Regions from separate parts of the Homo sapiens genome. Here all the other regions are linked to region 1. Evidence: chromatin contacts called from ENCODE Hi-C or POLR2A ChIA-PET data. All regions are on one chromosome and are shown on one strand. The core of a region is the stretch at or near the end of the contact, and the rest is flanking DNA. Distances in the headings are between cores, read along the strand shown. Region 1 holds the start of ZSCAN9 (zinc finger and SCAN domain containing 9). Region 2 has its middle 20 kb from the start of ZSCAN16. Region 3 holds the start of ZKSCAN8 (zinc finger with KRAB and SCAN domains 8). Region 4 holds the start of ZSCAN16 (zinc finger and SCAN domain containing 16).

Region 1 (2,700 bases), core at 144-2,643:
CAGCCACCACAGCTGACCCAGACCTAGGTTTTATTCTGATCCTAATATTTACTAGTTGTGTGACCTTGTGCCAAGTTTTTAAATCTTCTTTCAATCTTGATTTCTTTATGTGAAGAAGAAATAGCAATAATGCTTCACAGAGTTCATGGAGGAAAACAGCCCATGAATTAGGGACTGCACCGATCACTCAGAAAGTCTGAATAAAAAGTTTGAACTCACTGTATAAACATCAACTTAGAGAAAGAATAAATGGAAATATTGTTACTGTCGACTAAATGAACGAACCAACATTTACTTTACTATTTACTTCAGTTTTCTTAATCTTCAAAACAACCATTTAAGGTTAGTATTATTTTCACTAAATTTACAGAAAGAAAGGCTTAGGTGGATTCCAAGTCCTGGAGCTTTCCACACCGCCCTGCTGCTACTGAAGAATAACAGTCAACACTGCACAAGTCTACAATATGCTTTCAGATACAAGACTATATTTCATCCTCACAATTACCCACTGAGGTTTTATTATAATAATTATTTCACTAGATAAGAAATGGAAGCCAGGGAAAGTTAAGTAGATTGCCCAAGGTCAACTTCTTTTTGAGGACAATCCTAAGAAGCCAAAGAAGCCCAAGGGAAAAGTTTTCTCCACAGACGCAGGAAGCACCTGAAACCCATGGGGGTGTTCCCAAAATGTGTGTCTCCAAAATGCCAGGAAGCACAGCGCAGCAGCTGAATTCCAGCTTGAAAGGCCCTATGGCAGACATCTGGGGAATCTGAATTGGGAGGTGGAGAGAAGTACAGGGAGACCCAGAATATGCCCTTTAACGGGCTCCTCAGTGATTTGTATGTATTATAAGGTTTGAGAATCAATGAACTAAGGAAAAGGGAATCGGGAACTGCTACATTCTGCGCTTGAAAACCAGTCCATTCAACGCCCCTTAATTTGCTTTCAGAATCTAGAGGTAAGAGGGTATACAGGTTCTCCATCGTGAAGGCTGCCAAAGTCTTAATTGTCCTTAACTTCCTCTCCCGGGTGTTTCTTTCCCTGAGTCCTAAGCCTGTTGTCGTTATTCACCGAGGTGACCCTTCAGCCTCGCAGTCCTCCTACAACCCTTTCTTGTACAATGTCCCCACAGCTGGGGATGACCACTCTGGTCTAGGGGACGCCCGAAGCCGCCCGGCACTGACCGCCGCCCCCTCCTCCGGCTCCCACTTCCCAGCGGCTGAGGTTCACTTTCCACACCCCTTTTCCAGCCCCACCCTCCCTGACCCGCCTCCATTCCCGGTCCCCACAGCCAACTCACGAGACCCGGAACGCGCAAGGAGGGAGAGGGGGTTACCGGCCCGGCGTTGCTAGAAGCGCGGCACGAACAATGGCCGGGCAGGGAACAAAGATGCCGACCTCTCCTCGAAGGCGGACGGAGCAGAGGCACTTCCGGGCCGGTCTAGGATTCCATGTCTCGATGTCCGGCGTTCACCTTGCTTCGGACTCAACCCCCAATTTCCTGGCGTCCAGTTCTTTTTCAGCAGTGAATCACATAATCAGAATGTCATACGTGTGTGGGCCGCACACAGGTTTTAAACGGAAAACGTTGATGAAGCATAGACCGTTAACTATTGAAAATGATGATTTTTAAAAGCATTTTTAAAATTAATACATTATTTATGGTTTAAAAACCCTCAGACAATACCAAAATTAATAAAGTAAAATGTCAAACCCCACCTACCCCTCCTTAGTCCCACTCCCCGAGGCAGCCACTGTCACCGTTAGCCTGGAATTTGTATATCATTGTGATCCTCTCTCACACACACAATGGCATTATTTTATATTTAGCCTTTTCTCCCCCGCTTATTTTAACGTTTTCACTTCATGTATCCTAAAAAGCTTTACTCATCATGTAAGTCTAACTTATTGTATGGGTGCATAACAGTCCATAAAGCAATTTATTTGTCCAGGCCCCTATGTATTCTTTATTTAGGCATCTGCCTGCGTGCTTGCCTTCTTTCCTCCCTCCCTTCCTCTTTTCCTACCTTCCTCCCTCCCTTCCTGCCTTTCTCCCATCCTCCTTTCCTTTTCTTTCTTTCTTGTTTTTGTTTTTTGTTGTTTTTTTTTTTTGCTGTAAAAGTTTTCTGGAGTTTTAGTAATAATAATACAAAATCAAACCAAAACCAATTAAATAAATTTGTCACCCAGGCTGGAGTGCAGTGGCACCATCATAGCTCACTGCAGACTGCAACTCCTGGCTCAAGCAATCCTGCCTCAGCCTCCTGAGTAGCTGGGACTACAGTCACATACCACCATGCCCAGCATTTTTTTTGGGGGAGGGGGGTAGAGACCAGGGTCTCGCTTTGTTGGCCAGGCTGGTCTCTAACTCCTGACCTCAAGTGATCCTCCCACCTCCGCCTGGCAAAGTGCTGGTACAGGCATGAGCCACCATGCCCAGCCTTAAATAAATTTTATTGGTACAAAAGAGCGTAATTGTAGGTACTGTTAGTCATTCATCAGTTTTACTATGCCAACCAGAATGATGGTGTCACGTAGATTAAACTATATTCTGTTTGTTTTAACAGAATCTTATCATTTATTTTATTAAAGCAGTAAGAAAGTATCTTGTGTGTTAATGGAGGCTCCATGATCTGTTTTAACTCCAAAACGGTAGTAGCTCGGAAAATTTCTTTATTATTTTCCTCAACCTAGCCTTC
Region 2 (2,859 bases), core at 256-2,755, 120 kb after region 1:
GATTTTTTGAGGGGGAAGTTCTTGAAACAAAAATAATTATTTGCAATTTTTATCTCCTACAGCAATAATGTCCTGGAATAGTAAAGTCATGTTGATAAAGACAGTGGAATAGTAGTATCACATTAGCAAAGACAGTTGAATAGTAAAATTATGTTAACATAGGTAGGGGGCTGTGTGCGTAACTGATTTAGGCAGGGCCTATCTGTTACCCAGGATTAACATGGTGGGCAGTGGTGAAGGGCATGGGCTGAGGATTCCAAAAGCCCTGGGCTCGAATGTTGTCACATTCTCTTATGTGTAGTGGCTTAATCTCTAAATTTTTATTCCTTTTCTGCCGTTAAAAACAAGCTTCTAATTTTGTTTGTAACTTTTTATTTTGAACTAATTTTAAACTTACAGAAAATTTCCAAAAAGGTATAGAACAGTCCCTATATCCTTCACCCAGCTTCCTATTATATTAAAATCTTACATAACCATAGCACAATTGCAAGGCCAAAAAATAGTATTGGTACAATGTGATTAAACCACAGACCTGATAATATAGGGTTTTTTTTTTAAGAAAAATTACAAAAAGCATTAGATGCAGTGCCTGGAAAGCATTAGACTCAGTGCCTAGCACTTAGTAAGACCTCAGTAAAGGATTGCAGTTATCTTTATGACCTGGTCATCGAGGGGCTGGCAGGGGAGACCACACCTGGTGCTCAGGGACACTTCTCTGTTTTTTGGCACACAACTTAGGACCACGCAATAAGGCCCTCTACTGCCTTCTCTGTGCTTAGCTTCTGTTACCCAATCGGCATCTTTGAAAGACATCTTCACTTCCTGGGCTCTAAGGATTAATTCAGGGACTTCTGGAGCAGGTTTGGAGAAAGGCTGTTTCAGGAATCATTCAAGATAAAGGACATGGAAGCGGGTTCTACAGGTTGCCTTCCACTAGTTTAGATCTTTGAAAGAATAAGGCAAAATACAGTGTTAACCAACCAGACTACAAACACTTTCCCTGTTTATTCTGTAACATAAACGAAATGGCAGATCATCAGTGGACAACCATAACGAGCCTCGGACTCGGGAAGATCTGGCTATGTTCCTTAAGCCATCAGGGCCTGACAGATCACAAAAAACTTCCAATAGTCGGCGGTCACGTTGGAGAAAAGGGTGGTCCGCATAGACCGACCAGGTCGGCATCTGTGAACCAGAGTCGGACTTCGCAACGTCTGGGGAAACGTCCGGCCCGCGTGGGGGAGCTGGGCTCCGGTTGGCTAGGGCAACCCCGCGGTGCCAGGGCCGGGACACCCACCAGTCTGCCCCGTGCAGTGTCTCGGACGGCGCTTCCAGCGCGGGGCTAAGCAAGGACGGGGCTCCTCCCGCCCGCACCTGGCTGAGCTGGGGGACTCGGGCGGCGGCGTCCTGCTCTCTTCCTGCCAGTCTTACTACCTGGGCTGGGTGGCAGCTCCAGCCCAGCTCTAACTAGCTCCTCTGCGCCCTGCCTGGCCGCTGGCGGAAGTGCGTCTGCGAACCCCTTCCGGCCTTGCGCCCCAGCTTCCAGCGGCTTCAGAGAGGTGTGCAGCGTGTGGGGTCCCCAGTGCGCGCCGCGGAGTCTCCAAATGGGGTCACTTGGGCATGGGGTTTTGTTTCACAACTTGTCTCATCCGAAAGAAAGGGTTTGAGTTCCAGCTTCGCAGCGTTGAGTCCGTCAGTCCTCCCCGCTCAGGTCGGCAGGCGGGAACCTCCCCAGACTTCATTTCTGTCCACCGACCTGGAGTTTCAGTTTTCTCACAAAAGTACACTTTTCCCAATCACTGTAACCATAAATGGCTCAAAATAAAAATGAATTTTTTCTTGACTCTGGAAAACAAATGTAGAAAGAATCAGAATTGTTTCAAACAAAAAGTCATAAAAGATAAATGCAGTCCTCTATTAGGTTAGGCCCATGTTATTAATTCTTGTTCTGCTTGATGTTGGGTTAGTAATCTTCATGAATCCATCAGTTTTTTTTTTTTTAAGAGTTCTGGAAGTTTTTAGCTAGTCCAGTGGTGTGATTTCCAAAGTTATCAGAAACCTGCATTCAAGAGTACTTGGCAGTGTCCTTTCCATGAATTTCCTTTAAGGAAAATAAAATTTTAGACTGTAGCGAATTGTAAATCACTTTTTGAGAAGTAAAGTAAGACAATAATTGTCTGTGGATGGCAAAAGGCTTAGAGTAGCCATGGTTAAACACACAATTAACAAGAAAATCTGGTTATTTCTGTAGCCTACAAAATTTGCCATAATCATAATTATGACTGATAACATATACCAAGACACATCAGAATTTAGGAATATACAATTTCGGAACACATGTTAATAACACATTTATACAAATGTGACTGAAAGTTTTGGGTTTTTTTTTTTTTTGCCTTTTCCCACATCTTCTAATCAACAAAAGTTAAATGCCATTTCTTATTTGACAGTGTTTCCTGTGTGATTTTAACCAAATAAGCCTAATATGTCTCTCTTGGACTATCAGGCATTCCTTATAGAAAATACTTAATTTTAGAATTTGAAATTTGATTTTGGGAATTATGTCAAATATCAAAGTCTTAAAACCTTTGATATCAAAACTAAGATCACAGGTCATAATAATCATTTATTTAGCCAAAGTGATAATTGAAATATTTCAAAAAGCGTAAACCTTTACTCTTTGAAAGAGAGGAGATTCAGTTTTTCAAACAAGAATCTGTCTCTCTCTCTCCTTTTTAAATTTTTAACAGTTTATTCAAAAGATGAACACTAGTCTTATATCTCTTATTAATACTATATTGTTCAAGCAAGAAAATAAAATTCTACTTTGTATCAGTGCATTGTTAATATTAAACCTAA
Region 3 (2,700 bases), core at 186-2,685, 83 kb after region 1:
TAGTGGCTAATTTTCCATTTTTTTAAGTCTCTTCCCTCTCTGATCAGCTGGTTTTTGAGAATTACAACCTATAAATAACTGAGTGCAAAATTACTCCAGTATGTACCTTCCTCTCAGTTTTGTGCGTACATGTCTGTATTAAGTTGGTGAGCACTTTGTGGATACAGACTGATTTTTACATAGTCTCCTTAAAGAACACCTAGTCAAGTTTACATGAGTTTAAAAGGCAATCTTTAAAGCTTCCTCTGGATTTTAAATACTGTAATCCTGTGAGATGCTGAAGGCACAACTCAATTTTAACAGTATTATTTTTTCAATAGTTGTGGAAGGAATGTATTCTTCCTTCAGACTATGTCTAATTTGAGAAATGTTTGGGAACTGAAAACAAAACAAAAAAGACATTTTCCAGGATTTAAAATCCAAGAAAAAGTAGGTGAAGCCAATACTATGCTTTGTTATCTCAAATTGCATTAGCTGAAAGTTTTAATTAACATCTATCACATTTTACATTTAAACAACAGAAATTCAAAACATGTATGTATTTGCTAAAACAATGATTGCTACGTAAATATACTCAACGGAACTAACAAACAACAGAAATATGTTTTTAAAGGTGGTGGTGGCAGTCAAAGTAGCCTGACAAAAATTACTCATGACTAACCAGAGTTTTGGAAATGGGGCCCTCCCAGAGTTCCTCGTTGGCTAACTTCAGTTTGCTTTAACAAATGAAATAGGCATTCTGATAATGTTGAATTCTGAATTACCCTGAAATTAAAAAAAAAAAAAAACTTTCGTACAATTATCTAGTCAACACACCACCAGTTTCTGAATACACTAAAGAAAGAAGAGTAACAGCAAAAATTGGTTTCCATGGATAAACGGGGCTTCCAAAAGCAAAATATGTCTTTTTTAAAAACTGAGAATTTTGTTGTGACCTAAACGCAAAAGAGCGCTAAGTGAAAACAATTCAGACTCTGGAAATAGTTGGATAAAAAATAACATGGGGGGGGCGTTCCCCATTTTAAGATAAACAAGATCGACTACAAAAACATACCACAACACGATTATCTATGAAGAAAGCTTCATAAAAGGTTCCCTCGCAAAAAGTTCAAGGGCAATTCGTGGGGACGTACTCTGCCTGCAACAGCAACTAAGGCGTCAGAATCGGTCCGCGGCGCCGAACACCGCACAGGCCCCTCTCCGGACCCCTCAGGCCAGTCCTCAGCTGCGGCCTGGACCAGCCACAAAGCACCCACTTTCCTCCGGCCCAGAGCCCGACCGTACTCACTGTGAGTTGCAGAGGCGCCCCGTCGTGGGGAAGGGAGGCTGCAACGGATAAACAGACTCGAAGGAAGGTCGGGGAGTAAAGGCGATGAAAGCTGTACTCGGACCAGGCCCCTCCGGCCACTAACTTCTAAATCTGCGGAGGCACAACACCGGCCAGCACGCATCTTGCCCCAAAGGCACTTCCGGAAGCTCTCTAGGAGTCCTGGAGGTCTACAAGCTCTATGGTCGGCCGACTGAGGGTACCGGAGTACCACGCCCCTCACCTGCTGTGTGCTGTGCCTCGGGTTCCTCCCGCGTCTGCGTGCCTCAGGCTTGCGCTGTCGCTGGGGCAGTGAACGTGCTGGGGAATAACGGACCTTGGTGTCCCCTCCGCCTTGTGTGCCCATGCAGCTCCGCGCGCTCGCTGTCAATAGTAACGGTCCCCTGGGGGTAGATATCGGACGTGGGGAGGCTGGAGCTGTGAATAGGAGGCTGGGAAAGTGTTGGAGGAGGGAGCACTTCATGGATCCTTAGGATTCCAACTGGATTCGCGTTTGGCTCCGTTACATACCCTGTACTTTACTGTTCTCGATTCATAAACATATCCAGACCTCTCACATAGAGTACAAACTTCATGAGGAATTCCTGCTAATCACAGTTCATAGTTTTGTGAAATCCCTATGGCATGGCACTTAGGAATAGCATATTTTATTAAGTATTCAAAAAAATCGTAATTAAATATATATTCTTTTTGGATCTTTACATATTTCCCACTCTTTCCTATCTTAATGAATTTCTATCGCTTACAGCATCTGCTTTGCTGCTTAGCTGTTTTAATGCTAAACCTATGATGTAAGCTTGAAGAGTAGACCCTAGGTTTAATACCACAAGATATGGGGAACAAATCTATGTTCATTCTTTCTTTGTTAGTCTTTTTTTCTTTTTTTGCCTTTTTTTTTTTTTTTTGAGACAGGGTCTCTATTGCAGAGTGTAGTGGTGTGATCATAGCTCACGGCAGACTCAACCTTCTGGGCTCAAGCAGTCTTCCCACCTTAGCCCCCCAAGTAGCTGGGACTACAGGTGTGCACCACCCTCAGCTTAAAAAAGAAAATTTGTAGAAACGGGGTGGCGGGGCGGGGCGGGGGTCTCACTATGTTGCCCAGGCTGGTCTTGAACTCCTGGGCTCAAGTGATCCTCCTGCCTCAGTCTCCCAAAGTCCTCGGATTACAGGCATGAGACACCACCCTGGCCCTGTGTTCATTCTTTACAGACCTGTTGCATTAGAGCTTTTTAACTTTTGAGACTAATAGGATTTCAGGGGTGGAGGTTGTGGCAAGTGTTATTTTTTGTTGTTTAAGTCTCATGTATTTATTTCCTTCAGCACCTTTCCCAACCACCTATTATTGAGTTCTCAGGGCTCCTCCAATTTTCACC
Region 4 (2,700 bases), core at 113-2,612, 100 kb after region 1:
TTTGACATAGGTAGTCAGGTCCCTTCCTATGCCTTGTTCTTTAGAGGATAAATATTTTCAGATGTTCTTTCATATGCCTTTTGCTTTGGCTCCATCCATATCCCCTGATCACTCACAGCCAGATGACTGCCCCTTCACACCTGCTTTCCAGGTTCATCAAGCTCTCTCTCCAGATCCTCCAGTACCGTCACTGCCTCCTCTCCAGTCTCTGGATGGTGTGCACGCACCCATGCTTGCAGGTCTTTAGGAAGAATGCTCAGGAACTGTTCTAGCACCAGCAGGTCTAAAATCTGCTCCTTGGTGTGGCATTCTGGCCTCAGCCACTGACGGCAGAGCTCCCACAGCTGGGTAAGAGCTTCACGGGGTCCAGGTGCATCCTGATAGCAGAGCTTCCTGAAGTGTTGTCTATAGAGTTCCCTCCTGTGAGGACTGCACTTTTGTGAGCTGGAATCCTGTCCCCAGTAATGGTCCTCTGCCTTAATTATCAGAAGTCCTTTTTGGTCCTCAGGTTCCAGGGCTGTGGTCATTCTGGGCTTTGCCAGGAGATTTATCCTCTATCTGGGATTGAGTCAAAGAGAATCTCTTAGAATCCTGCCTCAGAGACACTCCTAAGGCATAAAAAGTTGTTACCATAGAGAAATTACAAAAATTTCTGTGAACATAAACACATCATAATGAAGCCAAGCCACCAGAAGTCAATCAGAGAAAACAGTCTTATAGGAAGCTGAAACAAAACAAAACAAAACAAAACAAAAAACAGTGACGCAGGGATATGATTTGAATCTGTGCTCTATTGTGTAACTTAGAGGAAGTTATTTATCTGGACTAGAACTACAGATCCTCAGGTACAATTCTCATGTGTGTTACAGGGTTGATATACAGATTACATGAGAACGTATGCAACGTCCCTGGCATGGCAGCGGGCACTAGTAAGCACTAAATAAACGCCAAGTATTATTAACGGCTTTGTTAAAAGGCTCTTCATTCTGTTACCATGAGATGCACGGGCCAGCTTGTGCCCCCAGGATTCACTGGTTATAGGATATGTGTGCCAACCCTGGAAGGGGATCAGACAGATGCCTCTGCAGAGGAACCCGCAACCAGTGTCCCCCTTCCACCCATCCTCTCCCGGAAGGCTGGGCCAAATCCTCTCCTGTAGATCTGTTGGGGGGCGGAGGGAGGGACAGGAGTGTTACACTCTGCCCGCGACAGGGAGGTGTGGGGAGGGTGTTGCTGCTGACCACAGCTGCGTCTTGTCCCCTTTTCTCCACCTGGGAGCCGGGAGACACTCACCTTACGCGCAGGGAGGAACAGGTGCAACAGCTAGCGTCCTTTGGACAGCCCCGAACAAAGACTAGACTCAAAGACACCAATCGGCGCCCGGCCGCTTCAGCCGGGCACTTCCGGGCCGCTCTAGGAAGCTTCGCCTCTGTGGCAGCTTGAGTGCTTGCCTCCTCGGCCCTAGCCAGTGGAGGACCCGGCTTTTACGCCTCGTATTGATGGGATTGCGGGATCTGCGAGCAAGTCTTATTTGTACTTCTTTAAAACGTTTTTCGGTTTAATTATTGAGTAATATGGATAAGTAATGCATTCACATACATTTATTAAAAAGAGTAAATGTCCCCCAGCGTCTAGTTTGACAATATTTTTCGTGACTTGTATATCCTTCCGTAGATATATTACACCGTTATAGATTGTCCGCGCTTTTTCCCCTCTGCACAAATAGTAGCACTTCTGTACCTTTCTTATTTTTCTTTTTACCAGGTGGTCTTGGTAAAGGCTGTACATAAGTGTTTCCTTGATCTTGCTCTTTTTTAAACAACTGCACGGTATTCAACTGTGTATTATGTTCTATAATTTGTTAATAAGTACCCCATTGGTGGTCATGAGGTTGTTTCCAATTCTTCTTTTTCAAACATTGCTGCAATAACTTACTGTGAACTCACATCATTTTTCATGTGTAAGGATATATCCATAGTCTGTATGTCTAGAAAGGGAATTACTACAGCATAGAATAGGGAAATTTGTACTTTTGTTAATGCCAAATCACCAATCATAGGATCTACTAGCAGTATTCTTATTTACCTATACTTGTCAACACAGTGTTATAAAATATTTTGATCTTTGCCAAATTGATGGGTGAAAAATGCTCTTAGTTTTTTACTCCCTCTTCTCCTTTCTTACACAAATATTGATTTATCTACTATGCCAGGCACTATTGTGGAAGCTGGAACTAATTTTGAGCAAAACAATGCCCTTCCTTTCATGGAATTTATAATCTTGTGTGTGTGTGTATGTGTGTGTGTGTGTGTGTGTGTGCTGGGGAGGCAGGCAATAAACCAAAAAATATACATAGTGTATAGAGAGTGGATATCAGTTCTAAGGAGAAAATAAAGGAAATAGGGAATTTGGGGTGAGAATGAAGTGATGCAATTTAAATAGGATATTCATGGAGGACCTGACTAGGAAATTGACATTTGAGCAAAGATTGAGGGAGCTGAGGGAATGGGCCATCAGGGATAAAGATGTTTCAGGGAGAGGGATAACAAATGCAAAAGCCTGGAGTGGAGTGTGTTTTAAGTATTTTGGGCAAAGGAAGGGTGCTTGTTTTTCTGGAGCTGAGTGAGCAAAAGAGCGTTGGGTGGAGAGATAGTGAGAGCCTTGGGTGAGTGCAAGGGTATTTTTACTCTAAAATGATAA

What was found. A loop is a pair of places that touch in the nucleus more often than their neighbours do. ChIA-PET counts read pairs that join two places held with the same protein, here RNA polymerase II (POLR2A). Pooled maps may share reads with other maps.
Region 2: a loop to region 1 is called in a map of gastrocnemius medialis, with 9 times the contacts of the local background. The contact joins the enhancer-like site here to the promoter of ZSCAN9 in region 1. A Hi-C loop is called at or near these places in 1 of 168 maps with a recorded cell type or tissue (gastrocnemius medialis), 4 of 37 single-sample maps with no recorded cell type and 12 of 50 pooled maps. POLR2A ChIA-PET finds 5 or more read pairs at or near these places in 9 of 52 experiments (A673, AG04450, B cell and 6 more).
Region 3: a loop to region 1 is called in a map of B cell, with 10 times the contacts of the local background. The contact joins the promoter of ZKSCAN8 here to the promoter of ZSCAN9 in region 1. A Hi-C loop is called at or near these places in 70 of 168 maps with a recorded cell type or tissue (B cell, CD14-positive monocyte, Caco-2 and 41 more), 37 of 37 single-sample maps with no recorded cell type and 44 of 50 pooled maps. POLR2A ChIA-PET finds 5 or more read pairs at or near these places in 24 of 52 experiments (A549, AG04450, B cell and 18 more).
Region 4: a map of tibial artery shows a loop between it and region 1 (2.6-fold over the local background). The contact joins the promoter of ZSCAN16 here to the promoter of ZSCAN9 in region 1. A Hi-C loop is called at or near these places in 27 of 168 maps with a recorded cell type or tissue (B cell, HCT116, IMR-90 and 20 more), 31 of 37 single-sample maps with no recorded cell type and 32 of 50 pooled maps. POLR2A ChIA-PET finds 5 or more read pairs at or near these places in 15 of 52 experiments (A549, H1, HEK293 and 11 more).

What each region holds. Positions count from the first base shown.
Region 1 is chr6:28,223,968-28,226,667 of GRCh38, reverse strand. ZSCAN9 (zinc finger and SCAN domain containing 9) reads right to left here and starts at 1,393. Exons shown (of 4, transcript NM_006299.5): 1 at 1,302-1,393. RefSeq lists an enhancer at 1,489-1,588.
Region 2 is chr6:28,103,422-28,106,280 of GRCh38, reverse strand. No RefSeq gene overlaps it. Among named protein-coding and RNA genes, the nearest start is that of ZSCAN16, 20 kb to the left of the region's middle. RefSeq lists an enhancer at 563-702. Within about 2 kb of position 1,505, at least 36 of the 41 ENCODE cell types and tissues checked have a DNase peak (open chromatin) inside an H3K27ac peak, as active enhancers do; they include B cell and gastrocnemius medialis, where a contact is called at or near this core.
Region 3 is chr6:28,140,618-28,143,317 of GRCh38, reverse strand. It overlaps ZKSCAN8 (zinc finger with KRAB and SCAN domains 8), which reads right to left and starts at 1,435. Exons shown (of 6, transcript NM_006298.4): 1 at 1,289-1,435. RefSeq lists enhancers at 1,174-1,293, 1,304-1,423.
Region 4 is chr6:28,123,271-28,125,970 of GRCh38, reverse strand. It overlaps ZSCAN16 (zinc finger and SCAN domain containing 16), which reads right to left and starts at 1,362. Exons shown (of 4, transcript NM_025231.3): 1 at 1,294-1,362; 2 at 141-558. The coding sequence starts at 527. The region is part of intron 1 of ZSCAN16-AS1 (ZSCAN16 antisense RNA 1); the gene reads left to right. RefSeq lists an enhancer at 1,217-1,718.